Linked DNA regions of Homo sapiens: region 1 is linked to region 2. A link is a contact called in ENCODE Hi-C data. All regions are on one chromosome and are shown on one strand. The core of a region is the stretch at or near the end of the contact, and the rest is flanking DNA. Distances in the headings are between cores, read along the strand shown. Region 1 holds the start of SMAD1 (SMAD family member 1). Region 2 overlaps GAB1 (GRB2 associated binding protein 1).

What was found. Hi-C counts contacts between places; a loop is a spot of excess contacts on that map. Pooled maps may share reads with other maps.
Region 1: a pooled map shows a loop between it and region 2 (10-fold over the local background). The contact joins the promoter of SMAD1 here to the enhancer-like site in region 2. A Hi-C loop is called at or near these places in 2 of 37 single-sample maps with no recorded cell type and 7 of 50 pooled maps.

What each region holds. Positions count from the first base shown.
Region 1 is chr4:145,480,518-145,483,599 of GRCh38, forward strand. It overlaps SMAD1 (SMAD family member 1), which reads left to right and starts at 1,336. Exons shown (of 7, transcript NM_005900.3): 1 at 1,336-1,521. RefSeq lists silencers at 1,105-1,234, 1,405-1,564, 1,905-1,964, 2,055-2,154.
Region 2 is chr4:143,357,416-143,360,527 of GRCh38, forward strand. The region is part of intron 1 of GAB1 (GRB2 associated binding protein 1); the gene reads left to right. Among named protein-coding and RNA genes, the nearest start is that of MIR3139, 16 kb to the left of the region's middle. Within about 2 kb of position 1,721, at least 24 of the 41 ENCODE cell types and tissues checked have a DNase peak (open chromatin) inside an H3K27ac peak, as active enhancers do.

The DNA of each region.
Region 1 (3,082 bases), core at 86-2,585, 2.1 Mb after region 2:
TCTCCATAGCCTTGCCTACTCTGAGCATTTCACATATGTGGAAGAATACAATGTGTGGTCTGTCTTCTTTCCCTTCACGTTTTGAAAGGTTATCCATGTAGCATGCATCAGTATCAGTACTTCATTCCTTTTTATGGCTGAATAATGTTCTCTTGTATGGGATACTTTATACTATTTATCAAGGGAGGGTTTTCAACAGAGGAGTGGCCTGATCCGAGTGGCATTTAACAAGGTTCACTTTCCTGTTGTTCTAAGGAGCAGAGAATGATCAACTGCGTCAAACGCTGCTTTTAGGGAAAATAAGATGAGGCCCACGAATTGACCAGTAAGTGCTCAAATAGGTTAAGGGAAAAAGGAATTTAATTAGAAGACATATTCTGATATACATTGCTGGGAGTGATTTTTTTTTTTTTTTTTTTGCTTCATGTGAAATTTATTCCTCAAAAAAAAATCATTTTTTCTAAACGTAACTCAACATTATAGTAATTATGCAAGATTTTATGCAGCTTCAAGAGTTAGCCAAGAGAAAAGTTGACTCTTGCAAGAAGATATTTTCAATGTCTATGCAGATCAGGTAGGTAAGAGTTAAGTGCGGGGGAGTTGGCATCATCTAAAAGACTGTAGAAATTGGACCAAAAATGTGGAGTTCTAAAGCAGTATCTCCTTATGGCATGCCATTATTTGGAGCAACAAGGTTACCTACTCGAATCACTGGATCCTGAGTTGACACAAAACGCATCTGTTGACTCAGGGTTTGTATAACCACGTGCAGTATTTACTAGGCTATCCAATTCTGGGTACGTACAACTTCTGGGGCCTGCAAATTATTGGAGAGTGAGTGAGGGGCAACGAAAGATAGACATAAAAGGGCGCGTCTCGAAAGGTAACTGTCAACATGCACTCCACGTTTATAGAACGATTCAGTGGGCGCGGTGGAAGCGTTAATGAACATTTCAGAAAATAAACATATGGAACATCGAAATTCACTTGCAGATAATGGACTAAGTCCGCTCCACCGGGACTAAAAAGGCAGGGTTAGGAAAGCCTGAACGCCGCCACACTGTTTTTTCTCCAGGAAGAAACGGGGCGTGGGGCTGCCGGTAGAAGGGGGTGGCTCCGGCCGCTCCCCCGCGCCGTCCTCCGGCCCCGGCCGCGCTGCGCTCACGCCGGCCGGGCCGGGAATTTGGAGAGGATCCCTGGTCGCGCGGCAGCGGCGGCGGCGCGCGGGTGAGCGGGTGAGCGTGTGAGCGGGCGGGCGGGCAGGCGAGTGCGCCGGGTATTGGCAGCTGAGGAGTGGAGGCTGGGCAGCTCCGACTCCCTGACGCCAGCGCGACCAGATCAATCCAGGCTCCAGGAGAAAGCAGGCGGGCGGGCGGAGAAAGGAGAGGCCGAGCGGCTCAACCCGGGCCGAGGCTCGGGGAGCGGAGAGTGGCGCAGCGCCCGGCCGTCCGGACCCGGGCCGCGAGACCCCGCTCGCCCGGCCACTCGTGCTCCCACACGGACGGGCGCGCCGCCAACCCGGTAAAACGAAACAGACCCGAACCGAACTTTCCCTTCATGCCGCGTCCCAGCCCTCCCCTCGGCGCCCCGGGCTTTCCAGCGCCGCCGCCGCCGTCTCTGCACGCGTGGGGCCGCCGCGGTCGTGCTGGGCTGGGGGCGCGGGCAGCGGCGGGAAGGGGGCTCTTTCTGCGCGGGGCGGGCCGCGACCCCCCCCCCCCATGATGGCGCCTCCCGTCTGCTCGGAGGAGCGAACCTGCTACCACGTCTTCTCGCGCCCAGCCCGCCGGGCTCCCCTGGTGTCTTTGTTGGGTCTTCTGCTGTGGGAAGCCCAGTTCCCGGGCCCCCGAGCCTCGGCTCCCGGGCCTGACCGCGCTGGGATCTCCCCGGCCGCGCTCCCCTTCCGCGCGCTCCTCACATCTCTCCCGTGCTGCCGCCGGGCCGAGGCCCGTTCGCGTGGCCCGCGGACCCATTGTGTCCCCCGCGCCGGCGGGGCGACCCCTGCGGGAGCTGGAGGACGACCGCTGGCGCTGCTCTCCAAGGCGCCTGGTGGAGCGGGTCTCGCGGGCGGGGGACCCCGGCGCCCCGGGCCCCTCCACATCCCGCACGGGTTTTCTTCTCGGCCCCAGCAAGCCTCTTTGGGGTCGAGGTCAAGGAAAGTTCGCACCGAGATCCCCTCTAATTTATTCAAAGGTTTGGCGGCGGCGCGTAATTTTTTCCCCCTCTTCCGCCTACACCCGCTGCGTCTCCTGGTGTCTCGTTCCTTTCCCTTTACCGGAGTCGATTGCCTCACTGCATGTGTATTCGTGAGTTCGCGGTTGAACAACTGTTCCTTTACTCTGCTCCCTGTCTTTGTTAGTGTTTCTCGGGGTTGTTTCTGTAGGAAGGTGGGGGTGGTGGGCGTGAGAGACAGATGTGGGCTTGTTTTTCTAGTTGCTGAAACTGTATGAAGGCTTTAAAGGGAGAACGTTTTCTTGATGTGCTTTAGGAGGGGAGGAGGAACAAATGCCTGCCAGATCTCACAGCTACAGTAGCTGAGCTTTTGTTTATTTTGAAGAGCATGCAATTTTTAAATACACGGTGCAAGATAACCAGTAAAGGCGCGTTCCTTCTGAAAATTGAGGCCGGTCTCAGAACCATCTCCTGAGAAAGCATCCTTTTCGTGAGTGCTGAGACAACTGTCCTTTTTCTCTGCCCTCCCCCCTCTTTTCTTTCCATTGTATCTGAAGTTTCAAAGTACGTGGAATGATACAGAAGTTGCATGATTTCTGTTATTTCTTCCTGTTGCTGAAACTCTCAGCCGCTAAATCTCAGAATGCCTCTATTTCAGAACATCTCTGGGTCTAATTGCCTGTTGTGGATAACTTGCCCACACCTCAGTAACACAATGAGAAAACTGTTCCCTGCCCATGTTGATTTTTCAAATTGTTTGTAATTACTTTAAATTGTATTGAAGGTAGGTGGACCGTGTTAAAAAAGAATCGGAACAGAAGTGTTCACTGCCCCAGCATTTTCAATTGGTATAAATATTGTTGCATCAGTGTTATTCTGATGTAGGTGCCAGATCTAAATATGCTGTACTGAT
Region 2 (3,112 bases), core at 471-2,970:
TCAGATATTTTAATATACAGGGTTTTAAGGGTGAGAACATGAGGCAGCATACACTTAGCTCTCTAGTTTTCATTCTGGGGGACAGGTGAGGGGAGTATCAAAATCACCAGGGAACTCTTTGAAAATCATTCACCTTGATTATTTTTTTCCTGTTTACCTGTTGTGAAGGGTGGGTAGGGATGACAGTGTGATGAGGTGGCATTTGAATCTAGAATCTGCGGAAGCTGTGGGTGCTGACCACAGTGTGGTAGTTTCCATAGTTTGGGCCAATTTGCAACCTGTCTTGTACTTACCCTTTGGAATAGAAAGATACAGTCTCATGATGCCAACTCTCACCCCTCCTTAAGTGTGTATTTAGTAGTATTTCCAGGAAATGATTCCTTCTACCCTAAGGGCTTTTTCCTTTCCTTTATCTCTTCAAAGATGGTTCTTAAGACTTAGTTTTAAATCATATATATATATATATGAATTATCAGAAAGAGGGAAGAATAAATTTGAGCATTCCTATTTTTTTATACATGTTTTGTAAATCTCTCCTTTAGTGGAAGGGAAAGAGGATGCAACTATGCTGAGAAATGTGTCTGTTATATAAATTGCTATTTTAAAAAACCACTTTTAAAAACTAAGAACCTAGGAAAGAACTCCGGTACGTTAAACCAAGCCCTAAATTTTCAACAGACATTTTAATGATTATATATTTTATACGTTGTGTGTACGTGTGTGTATGCCTTAAAGTTTTTAGATTGAAGTTATTAAATTTCACCTGTCTTTTGTTGCTCTTAAATGATTTACATGTAATTTTGTCAGTGATTCTTACATGATCACCATCTACTCATAATTAATTGTATAGACACAATTTTAAGTTTCATAGCTTTTTTTCCAGTTGAATTGTAACAGCCTGTTTAAAAGACAAATTTATAGGCGATTGTAATCTTCATGAAGCAATGTGAGTTGATGAATACCTTTGAATGTTGTTTCGGTATTTTTCTTTTTTATTATAAAATGTTAAATATTTCATTTGTAGAGCTTCTCTCATGTCAATTTGTTGTATTTGACACAATAGGAATACTCATGCAGTGTTACCAGTTTCGTGATATGCGTTCAACATCTCTGAAGGTGGTGAATATAAAATCTGTTTTTCAAACAAGTACACACATGAAACTAAAACAATTTATTCAAGTCCTAAAACAACGTTAGTGAAACTTCAGTTCTGCCACTGTGCCCACATTTAAGCTGACAGCATGTGTGTGTGAGAAGAAGATACACATTACTGATAATCTCTTTAGAATGCATTAATATTTTCAGGCCCAAATATGAGTATTCAGTAGGTTCATCAGATTAAAAAAGCTAAATGAAATTTAAATATTGACTTGTATGTTTCCTTTAATTAATTTTGGTGACTTACTAATTGGTATTTGTGGGGATACGTAGAATTTTTTGAATTGGTGTTTGTATTCTCCATGTTTTAGTTATAAAGCACTATGAAGAGAAAGTGAATGAAGAGGCTGCCTTCAGGTGTAGTAAGGTTTAACTTCTATCCCGGTTCCAACTTGTCCTGCTGTCAGCTTGCTCCTTAGCTCCCTGGCTTATTTACATATTGTATAATCCAGACTGGCTTGTCCCGTTTGGTAGGTTGGTTATAAACTGCAGAGCTAAGTAAATGTGTGATAACATTTTAAATGGTATGAGAAGTTAAACAGTACTTAAGGAGTGATGTCGTAAAGAACCCCAGCTGTCAGGTGCCCCAGGGTTGGCCTCCTTTGGGGCCATTTCCGTTTTCTCTGAGTAACAGGAAATAAATGTGAAACTATAGTAAATTCTGGTCAGATGATGACCCCCTCATCCAGATGAGATGTAGCATGCTGGATCTGATACTGAAAATGTTTGATACTGAAAGTAGATTATTAACTATTTCCATTAATGAGTTTTGTACACAGGCAGAACAAATCAACAAAAAACCCACGGAAGCATTTTTATCTGTCTTTACCCAATATGAAAACAGTAAAGGCTAGACAAGTCCTGTTCTCCTCCTCCCTCGGTGTATAATGAGAGAACATTTCCATGTGCTTTGTGATGACCATTTCTAGTGGCTGCATGATACTGTGTCCAGTTGTAGGATTATTGGGTTTCCCAAAACATCACTGCTCTTCAGTGTTTAACATTATGAAAAGTTGTGCCTTATCCCCTGTGTGAGTGCTCTAAGCTCTCTGTAAGGCTGTGTGCCCTGGTCATTGTTGAGTATGTCCTTTTCATATTCATTTATAATCAGGCCAGCCAAAGATTGGAATCTAATGGTGGATGTCAAAGTCTTTCCTAGAGTACCTCTTCCTTCCCTACTGGGTCTCTCTGAGATTTTCAGGGGTTGCCAGTGGCAAAGGGTGTTTGTTAACCCCTAAAGTGATGGTGATGGTTTCTCCCTATTGTGTTATACTGTGCATTTGCTCCAATTTCAGGGTTCCTTGGTTCAAAGGAACGCTGGGGAACCCTAACTTTGAAGATCTCAATTTGACAGCAACCTGCCTTTTTCCATGAGTCACTGTTAGTTCAAAATACCCAAAAAGAGATTCTCATTTCTGTAGGTTGGGCAAGTTGCAGCCTGCTTGATTTTTTAGTGTCTTTGGTTTATAATGATTTTAGAGAGTAGAAGAGGAAATGGCTGTTTATTGTATGTTGCATAAAACTATATGGCCTTGTGCAAATGATCTAACTTTATATGAATCCTGGATTGAAGACAGATGTTTCTTTTGTATAAGTAGATTCACCACTCTGTGTCCTACTCTGAAATAATGAGGGGGAGAATAATCCCATATATATCACATCAATTTTAAAAAACCGGAATTCAAGAACTGGGAAATTTTTCAGTTTACATTCTCCTGATTCTGATTTTGTTTCTTACGTTATTTTTCTATTTTAAATTTGCTTTTATTATTTGAGATAAAAAATACTTTGTTTCCATTCTAAGTTTTGTTTTTTGAACTAAAGGTTAAAAAACCTGCATTCATGGAATTGTTGCCTTTTCAGTGGTTAACTGTTAGATTTTATAATCAGAAGATTGAGATCTTTAAAGGACAAAATGGAAAATAAAATTAGGTTTGGGGTAAGGAATCCTACT